2 separate regions of the Mus musculus genome follow, and region 2 is linked to region 1. A link is a loop called in an ENCODE intact Hi-C map of the cell type or tissue named here. Cell type or tissue: heart. All regions are shown on one strand. Links, peaks and the distances in the headings refer to the core of each region. The heading gives the core; the rest is flanking DNA. Region 1 overlaps Megf8 (multiple EGF-like-domains 8). Region 2 overlaps Pou2f2 (POU domain, class 2, transcription factor 2).

What was found. Peaks named below come from ENCODE experiments on the same cell type or tissue, not always from the same donor. Only the 100,000 strongest peaks of a DNase experiment are listed, where the experiment ranks them.
Region 2: it touches region 1 in a loop (2.2-fold over the local background); 5 of 42 quality-filtered maps call a loop at or near these places.

The regions. Positions count from the first base shown.
Region 1 is chr7:25,328,210-25,339,723 of GRCm38, forward strand. It overlaps Megf8 (multiple EGF-like-domains 8), which reads left to right. Exons shown (of 41, transcript NM_001160400.1): 4 at 276-456; 5 at 543-631; 6 at 1,652-2,067; 7 at 2,477-2,622; 8 at 2,805-2,927; 9 at 5,549-5,703; 10 at 5,920-6,039; 11 at 6,357-6,501; 12 at 6,583-6,746; 13 at 9,565-9,765; 14 at 10,150-10,350; 15 at 11,256-11,492. Among named protein-coding and RNA genes, the nearest start is that of Megf8, 17 kb to the left of the region's middle. In heart, for the core only: a CTCF peak has its summit at 5,576 (motif pointing left); a DNase peak (open chromatin) is centred at 5,572.
Region 2 is chr7:25,100,608-25,112,121 of GRCm38, forward strand. All of the region lies in intron 5 of Pou2f2 (POU domain, class 2, transcription factor 2), which reads right to left. Among named protein-coding and RNA genes, the nearest start is that of Mir6537, 9.2 kb to the left of the region's middle. In heart, for the core only: a CTCF peak has its summit at 5,374 (motif pointing right); a DNase peak (open chromatin) is centred at 5,364; H3K4me3 peaks cover 498 bases; H3K27ac peaks cover 1,255 bases.

The DNA.
Region 1 (11,514 bases), core at 1,149-9,148:
AGGTGGAACATGAGCCTCTCTTCTGTCTGTCTTGCCTTCTCTGTGGGTCTGTCTGCTCTGCCCCACCTCTTTCTCCCTTGGGTTGTACCTTTGTGTCTCCTGTTCCTCTCCCTTGTCCTCATGCTTGTCCCTTGTTTTCTCTCTGTTTCCTTGAACATTCCCTTCCTGTCTTTCTTTTTCTACCCTGTCTGTCTTGGCTCTGTTTCTTTCTGAATGTTCTACGACCCATATCTCTGCCTTTTTCTCTCTCTGCACTTTTGTCCCCTTCCTCCCAGACCCTGGGACCATGCCGCTGTGAACCTGGATTCTTGGGACGAGCCTGTGACCTGCACTTGTGGGAGAACCAGGGGGCTGGTTGGTGGCACAGTGTGAGTGCCGGGGACCCTGCCTTCTCTGCCCGAATTGGGGCAGCTGGTGCCTTTCTGTCCCCACCAGGGCTGCTGGCTGTCTTTGGAGGTAAGCAGATGGGGAGAGGGTGAGCTTGGAGGGTCTGGAGGCGTGTCAGCCTGCAGCCAGGGTTTGAGCGCTCACCTCATCTGCAGGCCAGGACCTTAACAAGGCCCTGGGTGACCTTGTCCTGTATAACTTCTCCACGAACACCTGGGAGTCCTGGGACCTGACGCCTGCTCCGGTATGGACCCTCCTCTGCTCTGGCTGCGGTCCTGCCCACTCACGACCCCCAACACCCTGACACCCCCAGACTGGATAAGTGCATCTGGACACCTGCTTCTCCCTGTCTCTGTGCTCATTCTGAGATTCTTCTTCTTGCCCACACTCCCATCTTTCCTTCTCTTGTCCTTCTCTCTCCCCACTTGTCCCTTCTTCTTGTCCCTTCTTCTCTTTCCTTCCCTCCCCTTCTCCAGACTCCCTCCCTCCCTCCCTCCCTCCCTCCCTCCCTCCCTCCCTCCCTTCCATTTTTTTTATCAGACAGGGTCTCAAGACAGCCCAGGGTGGCTTTGAGCTCCTGATTTCCCTGCTTCTTCTGTGCTGTCTTGTAGACATGTCCTACCATACCCAGTTTGTATGTCTCCTCTTTTCTTTGACTGATAGCTTGGCCTCCATCCCTCCGGTTGTTTCTCTTGTTCCCTTCCATTTCTGTCTTCCTGTCCCTCACTCTCTCACTGTGTTTCTCTGTGTCACTGTCTCTGTTTTTATTCTCATGTCTCACGTCTGTCCGTCTGTCCATCCTTCCTTCCTTCCTTCCTTCCTTCCTTCCTTCCTTCCTTTTTTCTTTTATTTTGAGTTAGGACTTAGGCTAATATGGATCTTAGTCTATAGCCTAGGCTGGCTTGAACTCATGGCAGTCTTCCTGCCTCCCAAGTGTTGAGATTAGAATGGCACATACCACCAGACCTGGCTTTCTGTCTGTTTGTTCTTTATTTCCTCCTTTTTTTTTTTTTTTTTTGTCTGCTTGAAGCAGGGTCTCACATAGCTTAATCTGATCTCAAGTTCACTACATGGCCCAGGCTGGCCTTGAACTCCTGATCCTCCTGCCTCTGTCTCTTCTTCTCAAGTCCTGGAACTCCAGGTCCACACGTCCCCAGGCTTGTCTTCTATTCCCTCTCTGCATATCTGCTTTTCTGACTTTGTATCTCTCTGCTCTGGTCCTTTCCAGTGTGTCACTATCTTTCTCCTTGTCTCTTCCCCACAGGCTGCCCGTCATTCTCATGTGGCCGTGGCCTGGGCTGGCTTGCTGGTGCTGATGGGTGGTGAGCTGGCCAATGGCTTGCTAACCAATGATGTGTGGGCCTTTAGCCCCCTGGGTGGAGGCCACTGGGAGCTCCTGGCACCACCTGCTTCCAGTTCTTCTGGGCCCCCGGGGCTGGCAGGCCATGCAGCTGCTCTGGTGGATGACATCTGGCTTTATGTGTCCGGTGGCCGCACTCAGCATGACCTCTTTTCTTCTGGCCTCTTCCGGTTCCGCCTGGACCACACCAGCAGGGGCTATTGGGAGCAGGTGATCCCGGCAGGTGGGCGGCCCCCTGCTGCCACTGGGCACTCTATGGTGTTCCATGCCCCATCTCGTACTCTGCTGGTCCATGGTGGACACCGGCCTTCCACTGCCCGGTGAGTAACACGTCCTGTACTCCTGTTCCTTGGCCACAGCAGCCCTAGAAGTCTTTGCTCATTGACAGACTCCTGGTTTCAGGTGGTTACCTCTGCCATGGACCATTTGTTTATCTAAGTCTTCACTTTGTCTAATATTTATCTATTCCCTCACCCGAGGAGCCTAGCGCTCTCTGATCCCTTACTGGGGCTCTGACTAGTCACTTCCCCCACACTTCCACCGTCCTCCAGCTCTTGCCAGATTATGCAAGATGCCAGACCCTGCTCAGACCTGGTTCCTGCCCACAGTGAATGTCTAGTCAGGATGGGATATAGACATGGTCATGGCCGGTCTCAATCCTGGGTGAAGCTAGGGGAGAGAAGGAAGGCCCTCCTCGCCCTGGGCCCCTGGCCTGTCTCTTCCCTGTAGGTTTTCTGTGCGGGTGAATTCCACTGAGCTCTTCCACGTGGAACGGCGTGTGTGGACCACGCTGAAGGGCCGGGATGGGCTCCAGGGTCCACGGGAGAGAGCCTTCCACACTGCCAGTGTTCTAGGAAACTACATGGTGGTCTATGGTGAGGTGATTTCCCTAGATCCTGTCTGAATTCCAGGGGCCTGAGCCCACCCTGAGCTGAAACTGAGCCTGGACAACCCTACCTCCCCCAAGGCTTGCCTGAGCCCACCCAGAGATGAGACTCAGCCTGGGTCTCCTCCCTCTCCTGAGGCTTGCCAGCGGTGCCCTTTCCTCTTTTCCCAGGGGGCAATGTGCATACGCATTACCAGGAGGAAAAGTGTTACGAAGATGGCATCTTCTTCTACCACCTTGGCTGCCACCAGTGGGTGTCAGGGGCTGAGCTTGCCCCGCCAGGAACCCCTGAGGGTGAGTCTCCTCTGTTTTCCTGAGGGCTTTTGAAGATCTCTGAGTTTTAGCAGGAGATGCCTCAGTCATTACCTTGGTGGGCCAGGCATCCTGTTGGAATGACCTCTGGAGACAAGCCTCGGTGAGGACAAGGTGGGGGACCAGCAAGCAGATGTAGGGCACTGAACATGGGTTTTACTTTTTATTTTTAAATGCACATGTGTGTGAATGTGTGTGTGCGTGTGTGCATGTGTGCAGCGTGCACATGTGGGAGCCAGAGGACAACCTCAGGTATTAGCCTCAGGAATACTGTCCACCCTCTCTGAGTCAGGGCCTCTCACCAGCTAGGCTAGTCTGGCTGGCCAGTGAACCCAACGCTTCCCCTGGCCCCACGTCTCCAGTGCTGGGATTGCCTGGCATTCCTCTGACAGTGCTAGGTATGGAACTCCAGCCCTAATGCTGTGAGGTAAGCACTTTATCAACAGAGCCACCTTTGCAGCCCCAGAACCTTGGTTCTGTTGGAAGCTTGCCAGTTTGCAGCTGCCCTAAGAAGCAGTGACTTCATGGCATAGTGACAAGAGGTAGAACCAAGGGCTGGAGAGATGGCTCTGTGGTTAAGAGCACGGGCTGCTCTTCCAGAGGTCCTGAGTTCAATTCCCAGCAACCACCTGGTGGCTCACAACCATCTGAAATGGAGAGTCTCCTCCTTTGGCCTCTGCATGCGTACACGTGGCTGTATACAGCATATACCATACACCACACACATACAATAGTAAAGTAAATGAGAAAAGACTGCAATTTTTTTGACAGGCATGGTATACACACTATGTTCCCAAGACTATAAGCAGAAGCAGGATATAGAGTCTGCATCTAGACAGGACTATATGCAATGACTCTGTCTCAAAGCCCAACAAAAGGGCAGGAGCATGGCTTAGTGGTCAAGCCCTTGCTTATAATCTACCAGAGAGGGGCTGGGGGCGTGGCTCACTGGTGGCACTTGCCTGGCATGTGTAAGGCCTTGGACTAGATCTTTAGCATTGCAAAAATACATGCGTACATACACATGTACAAATTTCCAATTTCTTGGGCTAAGACCCATGTGCTTACAAAGTATAGGGGTCAGTAGGAAGTCAGAGAAGCCATGATTCACTTTTTATAACCAGAAAGGGGGGTTTCTTGGTTTGCTTTTAGTGAAAGTACCAGGCTGGGTTGGATCTAAGTACTTGGTATGGACAGCCTTGGCTACTTCTTTCCCCAGTTCCCATCTGGGCCCCTCCTACTTGTTTGTCACTTTCTGTTTGTCTTATTTTGTGTGTGCCTGTGCATGTAGGCCCAAGCCAGAGTGTGTGTGCCTGTGCACATGGGCCCAAGCCAGAGTGTGTGTGTCTGTGCACATGGGTACAAGCCAGAGTATGTGTGTCTGTGCACATGGGTACAAGCCAGAGTATGTGTGTCTGTGCACATGGGTACAAGCCAGAGTATGTGTGTCTGTGCACATGGGTACAAGCCAGAGTGTGTGTGTGCCTGTGCTCATGGGCCAAAGCCAGTGTGTGTGCTGTCTGTGCACATGGGTACAAGCCAGAGTATGTGTGCCTGTGCACATGGGTACAAGCCAGAGTATGTGTGTCTGTGCACATGGGTACAAGCCAGAGTGTGTGTGTGCCTGTGCACATGGGCCCAAGCCAGAGTGTGTGTGTGTGCCTGTGCACATGGGTACAAGCCAGAGTGTGTGTGTGCCTGTGCACATGGGCCCAAGCCAGAGTGTGTGTGTGCCTGTGCACAGGGGCCCAAGCCAGAGTGTGTGTGCCTGTGCACATGGACCCAAGCCAGAGAGTGTGTGTCTGTGCACATGGGCCCAAGCCAGAGTGTGTGTGCCTGTGCACATGGACCCAAGCCAGAGAGTGTGTGCCTGTGCACATGGGCCCAAGCCAGAGTGTGTGTGTGCCTGTGCACATGGACCCAAGCCAGAGAGTGTGTGTCTGTGCACATGGACCCAAGCCAGAGAGTGTGTGTCTGTGCACATGGGTACAAGCCAGAGAGTGTGGAGAGCCCAACAACCTGCAGGAGTCAGTTCTCTCCTTCTACCATGTGGATTCCAGGGATTGACCTTGGGCTGTCAGACTTGGTGGCAGGTGCTTTTGTATGACGGACCAGCTCGCTGGCCTATTGCTTACCTTTTATAGATGTCACCAACTACTGTTGAATCGTATCTACTCACTTCACATTCTCAGAGGGCCTGAATTTGAGACCAGCCTGTGGTTATAGATTGAGGTCCTCTCTCTCGCTCCTTTCCCCTCTCCTTAGCCCCCTTCCTCCCTCCCCTCCCACCTCTCTCTGGGATGGTTCAGTTTAAAGCAAAGAAACCAAGACTTGGCAAAGTTGAGTCTCCTGCCCAAAACCATACAGCAGCTCATAACTGATATATGATTTGAATCTGTGTCTGTCACAAAGATCATTTTGAGCAGGGGCACTGGGCCTCTGAGAGAATTGAGAAAATAACGCAAGCGCAGAGCCAGGCAGGCCAGTAGGATTTCCTTGGCTAGGTAGGAGCTAAAGCAGCAATAAGCCGGCTAGACTGGGGCAAGGGCAGGAGCCAGGAGGGCAGGAGCTGGGGAATGTCTGATGCTGTGACTGTCTTCTAGGTCGAGCGGCGCCTCCTAGTGGCCGTTACTCACATGTGGCAGCTGTTCTTGGTGGCAGTGTCCTGCTGGTGGCTGGGGGATATAGTGGCCGGCCTCGTGGGGACTTGATGGCCTACAAGGTGCCCCCCTTCGTGTTTCAGGCACCTGCCCTAGATGTGAGCATTGGGGTGATGGGGAGGGAGTGACTGTGGGTGGAGGCAGCAGTCTCTGCAAATGAGGGGTGCTTGGAGAGAAGTGGGCAGAGTACGAGGTTCTCCAGGCCTGAGGGAGGAGTGGGGTGGGGTTAACTGGAGCAGTCATGGGGAGCCAGCCTTGGCAGATACTCCAGGTCTTGAGAGCAGTGTCCTCTCCTGTGTTCCGTGTCTCTGCAGTACCACCTGGACTATTGTTCCATGTACACAGACCACAGTGTCTGCTCCCGAGACCCGGAATGCAGCTGGTGTCAGGGCGCTTGCCAAGCTGCGCCCCCTCCTGGGACTCCCTCAGGAGCTGTGAGTGGCTACCCCAGGCCATTCATCCATCCACTAGCACAGAGACCTGCCTTTAACTCCCCCTGCCTAAGTGGTCAGCTACCCAAGATCCTCATTCCTGCCTCCTGACTGTCCCCAACCCAGAGCCTGTACCTCTCCTAGCACCCGAGTTTAGGACCCTGTCCCTGCATCCCCGAACCCTTGTTCTTGAGTTCCTGTAGACCAACCCTGCTGTTTCCTGATGGCCACTAGGCTGCCTCTCCCCAGACCGTGTAGCCACAGCTCTTGTTGGATCTCCTGAGGCTCAGAGGACAGTGTATATTGTCTCTTCCTTACAGTGTCCAGCGGCCAGCTGCCTGGGCCTAGGCCGCCTGCTAAGTGACTGCCAAGCATGCCTGGCCTTCAGCAGCCCCACAGCTCCTCCCCGGGGACCTGGCGCCCTAGGTTGGTGTGTGCACAATGAGAGCTGCCTTCCTCGGCCTGGTGAGTGTCGAGCAGCCATGGGGGAGGGGCTCAGAATACCTCATACTGACCCTCCAGTCTCCCATACCCCTGTCCTCTCAGAGCAGGCCCGCTGCCGAGGGGAGCAGATCTCAGGCACCGTGGGCTGGTGGGGGCCAGCACCCGTCTTCGTCACTTCCCTGGAGGCTTGTGTCACCCAGAGCTTCCTCCCTGGCCTGCACCTGCTCACCTTCCAGCAGCCACCCAACGCCTCTCAGCCTGACAAGGTGGGGGCCAGATGGACCTGGGGATGGAGTGGACACTTAGAGACCTAGGGTTGCTTCTTTTCAAATGAGTCTTTCTTGGGGACAGTACTGGGATGGAACCCGGGGCTTTTGTGCATGTTTGTTCTCCCTGCCCCGAAGCCGAGCCGCACCCTAGCCCTCACTGGGAGTCTTCAGGCACGCTCAACTGCTGAGTTTTCTAACAGGGTTCTTTTACTTACTTTGAGACAGAGGTCTCCTAAGGTTGCCCATGCTTGTCTAGAACCCAGTCTATTCGAAACAGACCTCACAGTTATCTTTCTCCCTGGCCTCCCCGTGTAGGCAAAATGGTAATCCCATGCCATGAGGCCCTACAAAAGAATTTTTTTAAAATCTTGGTGAAATAACACATAAAATCAAAAGGTTGTAGAACAAGCTGGGCATAGTGGCACACACCTTTAATCACAACCCTTGGCAGTCAGAGGCAGGTGGATCTCTGTGAGTTTGAGGCCAGCCTGGTCTACACAGTGGGTTCCAAGACACCCAGAGCTATATAGACAAACCTTTTCTCAAAACAAAACAAAGTAGGACAATATTTTTGCCATTTCTAAATCAAGTCTAGATTTATTTACCAATTGCCCCCATCTTCCTCTTCCCTGAACTTGGCCACGGATTTTGCAGCTGTGGGCATTTGATGGCGTCAGGACATCTGCCTACGATGTCCAGCTTCTTTGACTTAGTACAGTGTCTTCAGGGCTTCTTCGTGCTGTGCATTTGGAAATAGACTTCAAGCTGGATGTGGTAGAACACCTCTGTGATCCCAGCGCTCGGGACGCTAGGGCAGGAGAGGAGACTCTTGAAATCCAAGTTACCCTGTACCAGAGTGAGACTCCGTCTCAGAAACAAAACAAAAAGTCCAAAGAGCTTCATTGCACCACGGTGGAGAAGGCATGGCGGCTGGAGTGTAAGGCAGCCAGGAAGCAGAGAGGTGAATCCTGGTGCTCAGCTTGCTTTCCTGGCTTTATGCTGGTACCACTCACATTTCCACCTCGGCTCACTCAGTCGAGTGATTCCCTCACATACCTGCTCATACGTATCTTGTCAGGTGGACAGTCAAGTTCATGGGCACAGTAAACTTGGCAACCCTCCTGCCTCCTCCTCCCCCTGGCCCCTTCAGTACTGGTATTGACGGCATGTGTACCATGCCTAGTCTACTCTTTCTCCATATATCCAAGCATGCTTCTGGGTGACAGAATGTAGGAAGCGCTTTTGCTGGTATTGTTTTTGAGACTGGTGCTGATAGCCTAGGCTCAAGTGATCCTCTCTTGTCTGCCTCCTGGGTAACTGATACTGTGCCCCTCTTGTCTCTCTGAAACAAATTTTCTCAGAGTCGAGGCAGGCCTCGAACTTGCTATGCAGCCGAGACTGGCCCTAAATTCCTGATGTGCCTCTTTTCTTTTCTTTTCTTTTCTTTTCTTTTCTTTTCTTTTCTTTTCTTTCCTTTCCTTTCCTTTCCTTTCCTTTCCTTTCCTTTCCTTTCCTTTCCTTTCCTTTCCTTTCCTTTCCTTTTCCTTCCTTCCTTCCTTCCTTCCTTCCTTCCTTTCTTTCTTTCTTTCTTTCTTTCTTTCTTTCTTTCTTTCTTTCTTTCTTTCTTTCTTTCTTTCTTTCTTTTTCGAGACAGGGTTTCTCTGTGTAGCCCTGGCTGTCCTGGAACTCACTCTGTAGACCAGGCTGGCCTCGAACTCAGAAATCCACCTGCCTCTGCCTCCCAAGTGCTGGGATTAAAGGCGTGTGCCACCACGCCCGGCTGACGTGTCTTTTTCTATCTCCTGAGTTACAAGCCTCTGCGCCTGTACCATCCTGCCCTTCTTATTTTGAACAGTTATATAACACTTCATTTACGCTTAAATGTTATACTGCTGCGCATTTATTTAGATACTTATTTTTGGAGATAAGGTTTGGCAGTGTAGCCCAGGCTGGCCTCAACCCTTGCATAAACTTCCCAAGTGTTAGGTTCTTATTTTGAAACAGGGTCTCCCAAGGGTCAGCAAATCTCGGTCCCGTAAGTTACACAAATAGTGTCCAGTGAGGAATCCTCAGGCTGGTCTGTTTGTTACTCCAGAGTCACACTCTGGCAAGCAAGTCAGTCTTGTGCTGTGTGGTCATTGGGAATCATGGTCCTAGCTTTGGAAGGGCATGCTGGGAAAGAAGGGAGCTGCGGACAAAGATGCCAAAGGCTCCAGTCTTCAAGCTTGAAAGACATTAAGACGTTGTTGGTTGCTTTTTTTTTTTTTTTTTGTAGTCCTACCTGTCCTGGAACTCCTCTTATAGATAGACCAGGCTGGCCTCGAACTCACAGCTAACTGCCTCCTTCTCACATGCCAGTGTTAAGGGAGTGTGCTACCATACCTGGCTAGTTTTGAAGCATTTACATGTATTATTACTGTGTGTGTACGTGTAGGTCAGAGGACAGCACTGTGGAACTGACTGACTTCTTCTGGTTGTGGAGGCTCTGGGTCTGCACTCAGGTCTCCAGGCCCACGTGGCAAGCTCCTTTGCCCCTGAGGCATCTTGCTGGCCCCTCGGTCCTTTGAGTTTTACCTGAAGATGAGGTTGGGTTGGGCCCAAGGTAGAACCTGTTTATATTCTCTGAATTTGGTCCCTAGAGGGAAGATGGGCAAGTTGACTTAATTCAGTCCCATCTCAACGTCTCAGTCGGTGAAGGTGGTTTGGCCGTCTTGTCTCTTGTGGTTCTGACGTGACCTGAGGGGTGTGTACTTAGGGACAGTCCATCCACAAGCAGAGAGGGACTTAACATACATCCCACCTCTGGGTGGTACAGGTCTCCATTGTCCGAAGTACAACTATCACCTTGACACCCAGCCCGGAGACAGATGTGTCCCTAGTCTACCGAGGCTTCATCCACCCCCTGCTGCCAGGAGGACCAGGCGGCCCTGGGGCTGAAGATGTGGCTGTGTGGGCTCGGGCCCAGCGTCTCCATGTCCTGGCCCGGATGGCCAGAGGCCCTGACACTGAGAACATGGTGAGGGATTCTAGAACATTCTGGGGTGATTTTTGGTAAATATGGGAGTGAGTGTAATTCAGGGCATCTGTGGTGACTTCAGGGTTCTGGGGGACAGTGGGGAGCATTCAGACATGGGGCCTATCCTTAAAGGAAGAAGGGGCTGTGGGGTTTCAGCTATGAGCAGACGTGGGAGGAATTGTGGGTAGGGTGAAAAAGGTTTGAGTGACAAGTGCGATTTCCCTGAGGAGAGGGGTCATGGGGAGGGGAGGCAGCTTCCCAAAGTCTAGGAACCCTTGAGGCCCTCTTCCTCCTGGGAGGAACTGGGGTTCTTGGAGGGATTGGGAGACCAAAGAAGGAAAGTAGAGAGTTCCGAGGTCTTCTATGTTGCTCACTGCACTGCAGGAGGAGGTGGGACGCTGGGTGGCTCAGCAGGAGAAGGAGACACGGCGTCTGCAGCGCCCTGGCTCTGATCGCCTCTTCCCATTGCCGGGGAGAGGCAACAAGTACGCGGTGGAGATCCGAGGCCAGCTCAACGGCTCGGCAGGCCCTGGGCATAGTGAGCTCACCCTCCTGTGGGATCGGACTGGAGTGCCGGGTGGCAGTGTGAGTGTCTAGCCTCCAACTCTGTTCCTAGGCTTTGGCCTCAGATCCTCTCAGCTTCCCAAGTTCCAAGCACAACAAAATTTTAAGTCACTTGATTCTGACTTCAGCCTTGGACCTCACTTTTAACCCACCAAACTCTTAACATTTGACACCAGGCCCTGATAAGATTTCCATATTCTTTTCTGGAACATGCTAGGATGGGCCTTGCGCGTTCTAGAAAGTGCTCTATCCCTGAGCTATGCCCCCAGCCCCTCACCGGTAGCTATTAGGAAAGGGCTCCATCTCTGAGCCATGCCCCCCAGCCCCTCACTGGGGGATTCTAGGCAGGGGCTCTACCACTGAGCCACGCCCCCAGCCCCTCACTGGGGGATTCTAGGCAGGGGCTCTACCACTGAGCCACGCCCCCAGCCCCTCATTGGGGGATTCTAGGCAGGGGCTCTACCACTGAGCCACGCCCCCAGCCCCTCACTGGGGGATTCTAGGCAGGGGCTCTACCACTGAGCCACGCCCCCAGCCCCTCACTGGGGGATTCTAGGCAGGGGCTCTACCACTGAGCCACGCCCCCAGCTCCTCACTGAAGGATTCTAAGCAGGGGCTTTACCCCCAAGTTCCTTCCCCTTCAACCTCTCACTTGTTGATCCTAGACAAGTGCTTTACCCCTGAGCTATACCTAATCCCTACCCATATTCTGTCTCTGTCCATATCTGACTTCTCTTCCCTTAGCTCTTGTCTTGCACACTTTGACCTCTAGTCTCTAGAGTCCTTCAGACTGTGGCCCCTTCCCTCTGCTGATTTCCTGAATCCCCGTTGTAGCTGTCATGCTATCTCCAAACCTTTAACTGCAGTCCTCATCTCCAATGGACTCTGCCCCAAGACCTAACTCCTGTCCTACGTGCCTGCCCTAGGAGATCTCCTTCTTCTTCCTGGAGCCCTACCGCTCTTCGGCCTGCACCTCCTACTCCTCCTGTCTGGGCTGCCTGGCTGATCAGGGCTGTGGCTGGTGCCTCAACAGTGCCACCTGTCACCTGCGTCAAGGCAGGGCCCACTGTGAGGATGATGGGAGCGGCGAGTCCCTGCTGGTGCTGGTGCCTGCCCTCTGTCCACTCTGTGAGGAGCATCGTGACTGTCATGCCTGCACCCAGGTGCCTGCTGGAGGGAGTCGGG
Region 2 (11,514 bases), core at 1,725-9,724, 230 kb before region 1:
TCTAGCAAATAGCAGGTGTGTGTTGGTACAGCCACTCGGAGAAAAGCTGCAGCACTAATTTCTGTGGAGGAGAGTTCAGAATGTGAACTGATGTGGAGATAGGGTTTTTGCAGATGATCAACTTAAAACAAGGCCATGAGGATACGTTCTAGAGCTGGAGAGATGGCTCAGGGGTTAAGAGTACCGACTGCTCTTCCAGAGGTCCTGAGTTCAAATCCCAGCAACCACATGGTGGCTCACAACCATCTGTAATGGGATTGTGTATTCATATGAATAAGATAAATAGATCTTAAAAAAAAAAAGAAAGAAAGTATGTCCTAATGCACTGTGGATGATAGTGTCATTATAAGGGAAAAATTCAGGCCAGGATCGGTGCTGCATGACAGTAGTCAAAAGTTTAATTTGGGGGCTGGAGAGATGGTTCAGAGGTTAAGAGCACTGACTGAGGTCATGAGTTCAATTCCCAGTAACCACATGGTGGCTCACAACCATCTGTAACAGGATCTGATGCCCTCTTCTGGTGTGTCTAAAGAGAGCAACAGGATACTCATATATGTTAAATAAATAAATAAATGTTTAAAAAATCACTACTTTAAAAGCTATCTGGCAGCTCACAACCACTTATAACTCTAGGTCTGGAGAAGCTAACACGCTCTCCTGGCTTCCAAGGTGACTCACACAGTGTGGCACCCCCAGGCACACATGTATACATAATTTTAAAAAATTTTAAATTTGGTGTGTGTGTGTGTGTGTCTGAGAGAGAGAGAGAGAGAGAGAGAGAGAGAGAGAGAGAAAGAGTTTCTTTTTTGTAGCCTTGGCTATCCTAGAACTTGTGTTGAACACCACACTAGATTTGAACTCAGAGACTCACCTCCCTCTGCCTCCAGAATGCTGAGACTAAAGGTGGGTACCACCACCACCCAGCTAAAATCAATCAATCAATCAATCAATCAATCAACTAATCAATCAATCTTTAAAAAAAGAAAAGGCGGGCTGGAGAGATGGCTCAGTGGTTAAGAGCACCGACTGCTCTTCCAGAGGTCCTGAGTTCAAATCCCAGCAACCACATGGTGGCTCACAGCCATCCGTGATGAGATCTGATGTCCTCTTCTGGTGCATCTGAAGACAGCTACAGTGTACTTAGATATAATAATAAATAAACCTTTAAAAAAAGAAAAAAGGAAAGGCGGAGCTGGAGAGATGGCTCAGCGGTTAAGAGCACTGACTGCTCTTCCAGAGGTCCTGAGTTCAATTCCCGACAACCACATGGTGGCTCACAACCATCTGTAACGAGATCTGGCACCCTCTTCTGGAGTGTCTGAAGACAGCTACAGTGTACTTACATATGATAAATTAATAAAATCAAAGAAAGAAAGAAAGAAAGAAAGAAAGAAAGAAAGAAAGAAAGAAAGAAAAAAAGAAAGAAAGAGAAAGAAAAGGGCTGCAAGTGTTAGCTCAGTGGTAGAATATGTGCCTAGAATCCACCAGTGAGGGGCTGGGGGCGTAGCATAGTAGAGAACTTGCCTAATGTTCATGAGGCCGGTGATTTAGCTGCCTAGGTGTGCTGGCACAATGGCTCAGTGGGTAAAAGGGCTTGCTGCCTATCCTGACAATCTGAGTCTGACCCCCTAGACCATCTCTGACCTCCACACATATGCCTTGGCACAATGGTGCCCACCGTGGGACAGTGGACCATGCCAGGAAAGTTGGTAGGATAGAGTGGGTCTGAGACCCTGGTATCTAGGTACCCACCTGAGACGGTAAGTGCCTCCCTGTCCCCTATCTGACTCCTGGCCACACTCCCCACATCAGAGTTCTCCATGCTAATGAGATACCTAGAGGCCCTGAGGGTTTTCCTCTCTAGACACTCCTCCAGTATGGATAAATGTGGACTGTCTCTTTCATGGAGAACTAACTATCCTGGGGAGCATGGAGAAGGCCTTCATCTACAGAGCCACGGCCTAAGTCTCCTGTAGAAGGCCTCTCTGAGCTTCCAAACAACAGTCGCTAAGCTAAGGACTTTCACTGATGAAGTTCCCCACTTGTCATCCTTGTCTTCAGCCAGAGGGTCCCCAGCATTCCAGGCCTCATCTCCGACCTGTGGCCTGTGGACCCCCAATCCTTCATTCCTGACTACGATGTGTGACACCACAATGGCCGGAAGTCAGGGGACCCCAGCTTTGGTCTGCCACATCTTAGACCACGTTCTCCCACCCCCTGAACCATGTCTTGTGCTTTCCCCAGCGACTCTTCCATACCCCAACCACCAGGGCAGTGCAGAACACAGACCCACAACCCACTACACACATGGAAGGCAAATGTTTGTTTTAAAGGGGAACAAATTTTGATATAGATACAAATAGAGCAGAGATGATGTAAACAGGCTCAGGAAAGAAGGTGTCTACAAGCCAACAGGAGAGGACTGGAGGCCGTGCCCACACCTCCTGCCACACTCCCGGCTTCCAGAACGGTCTGCGGTTTAAGTCACCAGACGGTGGCTCTTTGTTACAGCAGCGCGAGCAAACTAATTCAAGCTGGGCATGCACCTGCCTTCCTTATCACCCAACAGTTCCATTCCTGGGTGTGAAGCCACCAGATGTGTGCACGTGTGCCGTCCTTCCCACGAAGGGCCTCTGCTCCAGCTCAAGTGCACACCAGCTCTGGATCAGAGAAATAACCCGAGTCCCTGGAATCAGCAATAACGCAAACTTCCCCATGTGGTCATGACCTCCTGTGGGATCCTGCTTGCATTTCTATTTGCATGTCCCGATCTCTGAAGGCTTCCGAGTGCCACCAGCATGGGAGTGCACTGTTATTGGGAACCTGATCTGTGTGCCACCAGCATGGGAGTGCACTGTTATTGGGAACCTGATCTGTGTGCTTGTGTTTGGCATGCTGTTCATAATTTGACAAAGGATACCACATCCTTCGGGACTGAATCTACTCTACTGTTCCCCAGATACCCTAAGCCCTATAAAACTCCCCACGCCCCTGTCCCTCCAGCTGTGGATCAGCTGAGAAGCAGCGAAACTTAAATGTCCATGATAGTGGCGCCATCTAAGGTTCAGAACTCAATTCTATAGTTCATATTCCCTACACACACACACTCTCTCTCTCTGCCTCTCTCATTTTCTCTACCATTCTCTGTCTCTTTCCCTTCCTCTCCTCCCTCCCTCTCCGTCCTCCTTCCCTTCCTATCTCCTTCCCTCCCTACCCCTCCCCTCCCCTCCCAGTAGCTCTGCCTGGCTTGATACTCATTGCCTTAGGCAGGATAGCCTTTCGAGCCCATTGGTCTTCCTTGCCTCCTCCTCCCAAGTGCTAGCATCCCAGGTAAGTACCACCCGGCTGATGTCTTTCTTCCAAAGGCTCTCCAAGTGGTGCACCCTTCAGGGCCCACAAAGGGTCACCCGTCCTGTCTCTACCGCCCTCCTTACAGGGCGGTGCACTTGCTAATGCCTATCCTTCCTCTGCTAGGCTGAGCCTCTAGCAGGCAGAGGCATGTCTTAGTAAAACAAAATAAACAACTGTAGCCATACCCCAGTCTGGCTACACAGACTGGGACTTGGGAGCCAACTTTGATCCCTGCCTTCCTCTCCCCTTCCCGTGCAGCCCATCCACCCCCCCCCCCCCATTGCTTTTTCTTCCCCTTTCCACTGTCACCATCCTGGTCCAAGTCACAGCACATCTACTCCCAGGCACCCAGAGAGGGTCTGATAGCAACAGACTTCTGAGGTTCTTTTTCTCCTGAGTCAGTGTCTCATGTAGCTGACTACATGAATCTCGAGCTGGCTCGAGATTCCCCGTGTAGCTGAGGCTGACCATGACCTGCCATCCTCCTGCTGCAGATGTCTGGGTGTGGGTTGGGTGTGTGCACATGCATATGTATGTGTGTGGCTGTAAGTGTGTACACATGGAGGCCTGAAGAAGGAGTCAGACTCCTCATAGGCAGAGTCACGGGTGCTTGTGGGTTGTCACCTGAGTGCTGGGATGTGACCTCGCGCCTCGGCAGGGAGCATCTTTATGTGCTGAGCCACCCCATGGCCCAACTGTTATTAGTATATATTAATTATATATGACACTGGGCTTCTGATATTTCCATACTGCACCTATGTATTTCAGCCATATTTGCCTTGTTACCCTCTCCTGCCCGCCCCCAACTCCCACAGATCCAGTCCACTCATTTTCATGTCCTTTTGGATGCATGTGACTTGATGCAAACTTTAAATTTTTTTTTTTTTTAGTTTCCACAAAAGGTTTTGGTAAGATGCAAAAAAGCATCATGATGAAAAAAATGTTTTTGCTTGTTTGCTCTCTCTCTCTCTTCCTCTCTCTTTCTTTCAAGATTTATTTATTTAAGACAAGTACACTGTCATTGTCTTCAGACACACCAGAAAGGGGTATCGGATTCTATAATAGATGGTTATGAGCCACTATGTGGGTGCTGGGAATTGAACTCAGGACCTCTGGAAGAGCAGCCAGTGCTCTTAACTGCTGAGCCATCTTTAAAGACAAGGTTTCTCTGTGCAGTCCCGACCATCCTAGAACTCACTCTGCAAACCAGGCTAACCTCAAACTCAGAAATCCCTGTCTCTGCCTCCCAAGTGCTAGGATTAAAGAAGTGTGCCACCATTGCCTGGCAATACGCGCTCGCCCAAAGATTTATTATTATACATAAGTACACTGTAGCTGTCTTCAGACACTCCAGAAGAGGGCGTCAGATCTCATTACGGATGGTTGTGAGCCACCATGTGGTTGCTGGGATTTGAACTTCGGACCTTCGGAAGAGCAGTCAGTGCTCTTAACCACTGAGCCATCTCACCAGTCCTACTGTGAACTTTAAACCATCTGGCCTGCACTGTCTTTTGTCCCCATGTGGGATAGCATCCAAGCACTTGGCTGCAGCCTGGCTCGGCCGGGCCTTTCCTCTCCTTGAGACTTTCCTGCCCTCTGATCCCTGTCCGGCCACACAGCCCCTCCTTGTCACTCAAGCCAGAAATGAACCTCCAGTGCTTGTCACTCAGCCCAGGCCTTTGCTATTTATGCTAAGACCCACCCCCTTCCACTTCATTCACGTTTCCATCAGTGCTCTTCCTCAGGCGGCCACCTGCTCCCCTATCTCCCTTCCCTGTCACGAAGCCATTCTTCACATCACATTCTCCTCTGCTCTTCTGGAACTGCTTCCTGTCTTTCTCTCAGCTACGACAGACACACAAAACCGTCTACTTTATCCTCGCCAAGAAAGGTGCCCGCACATATCCAACCCTACCCTAATTTGCTGAGTGAAGGAATAAAAATCGTTAGAGATTTTAGCGTGGAGGGAGTAGACCCGGCACAGGGCTTGGCCAGTAGGAGGCCCCATCGGTCTACAATCCAGAGGCCGCTTGGCTCTCTTTAGCCACTTGGGGGCGCGCTACTCAAGCCTCAAATGGTGAAGTTGAGTGAGCTGACAGCTGCTGGAAGAGACCCTGGACAGCCTATTTTATAAATCAATTTTTTTGTCTCTAACCAGCTGGGAGGGTTAGCATACCCTACTGAAGCTGAGAAGGGAAGAGACCAGCTCTTTTCTACGATTCAGTTTATTATGTAGCCCAGGCTGGCTGGGAACACACTATATAGCCCAGGCTGGCCTCAAACTTGTTATAATCTTTCCTGCCTCTGCCTTCTCAATGCTGGGATTATAGGTGGGCATTACCATCACCACACCCAGCCTGGGAAGGAGCCAGTTCTTGCTTCCAGTGCATACACTACCCAACAGGTTACAGGGCAGTCTGACTATGCTTTGCTAAAGACAGACTGGGAAGCCGGGCATGGTGGCGCACGCCTTTAATCCCAGCACTCGGGAGGCAGAGGCAGGCAGATTTCTGAGTTCGAGGCCAGCCTGGTCTACAGAGTGAGTTCCAGGGCTACACAGAGAAACCCTGTCTTGAAAAAGGCAAAACAAAACAAAACAAACAAACAAACAAAAAAGGACTGGTGAGATGGCTCAGTGGGTAAGAGCACTGACTGCTCTTCCAAAGGTCCTGAGTTCAATTCCCAACAACCACATGGTGGCTCAAAACCATCTGTAATGAGATCTGACGCCCTCTTCTGGAGTGTCTGAAGACAGCTACAGTGTACTTACATATAATAAATAAATAAATCTTTAAAAAAAAAAGACAGACGGGGACAGAGAGACAGACACACAGCTAATGCGCTACACGGGTGAAGGCATGGCAGTGTAAGCGATCACTTTCTCATTGGGCCTCAGTCCCCACTGGGGGTGAAGGTGGGGGTGGGGTAGAAAGCTATGTGAGTGAATGGGAAGAGGTCAGAGCCCCGGAGCTGGCCAGCTGCGACAATGGCCCAGGTGCTGCGCCTCACCCCAGTGCACAGAGAGGAGGCCCTCACCCCACCATGCCTCCCGCCCCTGAAAAGCCCCACCACCATGACTGGAGGGTGTTGGCAGATGGTGACCAGGTCTGGATACACCCTTGACTCAAGAATAGGCCGGAGAGCGGTGGGGGGGGGGGGGGGAAGAGTCGAACTGTGGGAAAGGAGAGAACAGGAGCTGTCACTGCGTTCTGCGCGTGGGGGATGGGCAGCAGGGTGACACTGTCAGTGGGTACAGTTTCGGTTAGATAGGAAGGAAAAGTTCTGTTGTTCTGGCACAGCAGGGAAGTAGCTGTAGTTAATGACATATTGCATATTTCCAAACAGCTAAAAAGAGCGGGGTGTGGTATGTGGGGTATGCCTGCAGTCTCAGCACCTCAGAGGCAGAGGCAGGAAGTTGAGGCGTTCAAGGTCAGCTCGGGCTGCATAGAGACTTCCAGCCCAGAATGGGTTACAAGAGACTCTGTCTGAAAACCACCACAACAACTATTATAATTATTATTATTGTCAGTGCTAGGGATTGAACCCAGGACCTCAGGCATGCCAGGCAAGCTGCACCTCAGAACCCGCTTGCCCCCTCCCCCCAGAGACCTTAAATGTTTCTACCATACAGAGATGATAAATATTTGTGGTGACAAGTATGTTAAATAGCCTGACTTTGGAGTCACGATTATTGAATCATTCTTGCCTCTGGGTGCCAGCTTTCTTATCTGGGAAATGAGAGAAAACTGGGTAATTCTTCCCCGGGTTTCACTGGGGCCGGAGTGATGTCATTATTCAGAGAGCGCTTTAGAAATCTGAACGCATTACTTACACACAGGCGCAAGCCGCCACTGTCCCCTCACGCATCCTACCCCATCGTGAGCTGTTAACGGTGCGAACCTCATCTGCCTTTCAAATCTGTCCTCTTAACCAGGAACAAGGTCCAGTTCCCACCCAGGCTCTGTGGAGTGTTAGCCAGAGATACCGGCCTGCCTGCGTGACGGCCCCAACTTGAGTAATTAAGAGACTCCTCAGGCTAGCTATGGAGGTACACACCTTTAATCCCAGCACTCAGGGAGGGGGCTTATGGATCTCATTGAGTTAGAGGTCAGCCAGGGCTTCATGGTGAGACCCTGGTGGTGGTGGTGGTGGTAAATTCAAGACCCAACAGGTCCAATGAAACACTTGCTTCTTTTCTAATTTGGAAAACCAACCAGGTACAGAAGCCAAAATCAGTTCTTGGCCAATGCAATCCATGTTCCTACACCACACCCTTCCTGTGCAAGCCAGCCTCCCCTCCCACCTGTGTGCCCACTTCCAATGGCTCTCGATTCTACATCCAGATCTATAGCCCCTCTTCCCATCAGCCAACACAAGGAGCCATAAGGGGTCAATCAAATCACGCCACTCCCCTGTTGAACGCCTCTCAGGAGACTTGGCACCTGGTTTAATTGCCGGCCTGCCTGCCCCGCATGTGACAAACCCTAGTTGTGGATTTCAGGCTACCCCATCCGGCCGTGTAGCCAAGGGTGGTCTTGAACCCTCTGATCCTTTTGAACACTGCCTCCTGCCTCTACCTTGTGAGTTCTGGGATTACAGGCATATGCCAGCACCAGAGGTTTATGCAGTGCTGTAGATGGAACCCAGGAACTCCTGTAAGCACCCTTACCAAGTGGCCATGCCTCCAGCTAAAACAATTGTGCTTTGGTCTTTTGAGTTAGGGTCTCACACTGTAGCCCAGATGAACTCAAACTCAGGGCAGTCCTTCTGCCTCAGCCTCCTGAGTGCTGGAGTTATAAGTATGTGCTACCAGCCCTGGCTTTAGAAAAATTTCTAAATTATAGACTAAATTCTCTCTCAATCCTCTCCCTTATGCCTGCCTCCCCACATACTTATCTTTGTACACTCGTGCATGCATGCGCATGCCTGTATACATGTGTATATATGAATGTAGGGACAGGATGGCAGTCACTCTTCACTTCATGTTTTAAGACAGGGTCTCTCATTGAACCAGAAGGCCAACAAGTCAGCTAGGCTGGTGGGCCAGCAAGCCCCAAGTGTCCTGTTGTCACAGAGCTAGGATCGCAGGTAAGAAAGAACTGTTGAGCCCACAATTTTTACAAGGATGCTAGGGATCTACCTGAGTCTTCACCATGCTTTGTCAGCATACTTTATACACCAAGCTATGTCCCCAGCCCGTGGTGGGTTCGTTGGTTGATTGAGACACTGTCTCACATAGCTAAGGCAGGGCTTGAGTCCTCATCCTCCTGTCCCCACCCCCCAAGTGCTGGGATCACAAGATGTGCCTAGCCTCCTTGTCCACCCCACTCCAGCCAATCATATCGCTTCCCTCTGAGCCTTGCTCAAGCCAGCCTGCTTTCCCTCTCTGCCTGTACCTGGCTGTTTCCCCGACACCCCCCCCCACGCCCACCCCCACCCCCTTTTCTTTCAAAACTGACTCACTCAGCCCTAGGTTCTCAAAGGCCATCTTCTCAGTGAAATCTTTCCTAACCACCCATTAGACCAACCCCTCCCTTTCCCACGAGGCCTTGTTTCGTTTTGTGAATCACCCTTCCTCTGAACCACTTGTTGGCTGGTTTGTGTTTGTTTACGGTCTGTTTCCCTGCTAGCGCACACCATACTCAAGGACTGCCGGCCATGGGTAGGCATGGCGCACCGGGGACTTCATGGAAGTGATGGTTCCAGTCAGTGTGCTAGGAAGGGTTCAGAGCACAGAGCGGAGCAGGAGGTGGGAGCCGTGGAGCTTCTGGGGGTCGAGGAAGGAGTAAAGGTTCAAGGCCAGTGTGAGCTAAAAAGGAGTTCAGGGTTAGCTTGTGCCATGTAGAGTCAGGCTTTTGTTTGTTTGTTTGTTTTCTTTTTCGAGACGGTTCAGAAATCCGCCTGCCTCTGCCTCCCAAGTGTGCCACCACTGCCCGGCTAGACGAAGCTCTGCGCCAGCTCAGCAGGCGCCTCACAGCTGCCTGGAACTTCAGCTTCAGGTCCCCTAGCCTCTACAGACACCCACCCTGACATGGCATTTGTTCACATAAATACACACAGGTACACATAGGATAAAAAAAATCCAAAAAAACTAAGTTTGGTCAAGGGAGGAAATTTTTAAAAAATAGAGGCAATGGAGGGGCGGAGCCAGTGAGGCCCCATGGAGGGGCGGAGCCAGTGAAGCGGCATTCTTGACTGGGTCACTGAACAAACCTTGGAGAAGCGTTCAGAGTCTCGCAGTGCGACCTTTTATTGAAATTCCAGGTTACTGCACATCCAGGCCAGGAATCAGCAGGCAGGACTACCGAGTCCAGAGCTCCATAGCTCTGGTCTATCTGCTGACCCTACACCACTGCCCCTTTTTAAAACAACAGGGCTCCACTCTTCTATCTGGGGACCCGCCTTGCCCCAAGCTCAGGTCTCAGGAGTGAGAGGCAGTTCTCCAAGGCTTAGGTATGGATTCAAACGAGGCCAGGGAGACGCAGGGGATATTCTGTTTGCTCCAGAAAGACATTGAGGAGATGTCCCTGGAGCTGGGCCCAATACTCCAAGCAGACCTTTTCAATGATCTGAGCCAAACACTCCTGCTGTTCTTCAGCCACCCAGACATCAGCCTTGGCCACTGTGATGCCCAGCCACACTTATCCAGTTATCTCTCCCTACTGCCTTCTGAGCCCGCCAGCTTTCCTACGTCAACACTGCCCGCTGTCGGAAAGCCTTTCCTCCGGCTTGTCCATCTTTGACCTTCCACCACCTCCCGGTTCCTGGTTCCAAATTCCCTGTAGGGAACACATTCCCTAGCCCTCGCGGCCTAGCAGATTTCCTTAAGCTAGGAGATGCCCTGTATTCCTTTCCAACTCAGCCAATACAGACCGATGTTTTCACAGTTTATGTTAAGTTTCCAGTCAATACCAACTCCCGCTCCAGGCATTCTGAAAGACCCCCCTGAAGAGACACCTCCCCTTTCCTTGATTGAAAAACTGTAACGACAAAACATCCCTCATTGATTTGATAAACATCCACACAGCTCAGTAGAATGCACCATACCAAGCACCAGACGGGCCAATTACCCAACTGTACGTAATATAATCATCCTTTCAGAGGGACAGCTTAGAAGCTGCAGGGAAGAAAACTGACAAACAGTTTACCTGGCAGGGGAACGCTCCCTTGTTACTTTATATTATAATATCATTTTAAAGTGGGGGGTCATGATTTATTTATTTATTTATTTATTTATTTATTTATTTATTTTTGCTTGTTTTGTGGTGCTGGGGTTTGAACCCTGGCCTCAGGCAAATGAAGTAAATACTGTGCTTCTACAGAGCCACACCCCAATTCCTCACTGGGGGATTCTAGGCAGGGGCTCTACCACTGAGCCACGCCCCAGCCCCTCACTGGGGGATTCTAGGCAGGGGCTCTCCCACTGAGCCACGCCCCCAGCCCCTCACTGGGGGATTCTAGGCAGGGACTCTACCACTGAGCCACGCCCCCAGCCCCTCACTGGGGGATTCTAGGCAGGGGCTCTACCACTGAGCCACGCCCCAGCCCCTCACTGGAGGATTCTAGGCAGGGGCTCTACCACTGAGCCACGCCCCAGCCCCTCACTGGGGGATTCTAGGCAGGGGCTCTACCACTGAGCCACGCCCCCAGCCCCTCACTGGGGGATTCTAGGCAGGGGCTCTACCACTGAGCCACGCCCCAGCCCCTCACTGGAGGATTCTAGACAGGGGCTCTACCACTGAGCCACGCCCCAGCCCCTCACTGGGGGATTCTAGGCAGGTGCTCTACCACTGAGCCACGCCCCAGCCCCTCACTGGGGGATTCTAGGCAGGGCTCTACGTTATGCTATACCCACAGCCTTAACAGTGCTTCGGACTGAACTTCTTAGTATTTCCAAATTGTAACACATTTTAGTTTCACTACAAGCCAGGGGGTCTCCTGGGAAGCAAAGACTACTGTGACTCATTCCTAAGTCCCTAGATTCTGCAAGGGTCCAACACACAGGAGGGCTGGCGATGCAAGTGACTGCAGGGACAGAGCAGAGCAGGCAAAAGAAGTGGAAGTGAACAGAAGAGATGGGCATTTAAGCCCAGGAGCTGGCCTAGAGGCCTGGAGGCCATGGGCAAGTCAGGGCAGAAGATGCTGTCCCTGGTCCCTATGTGT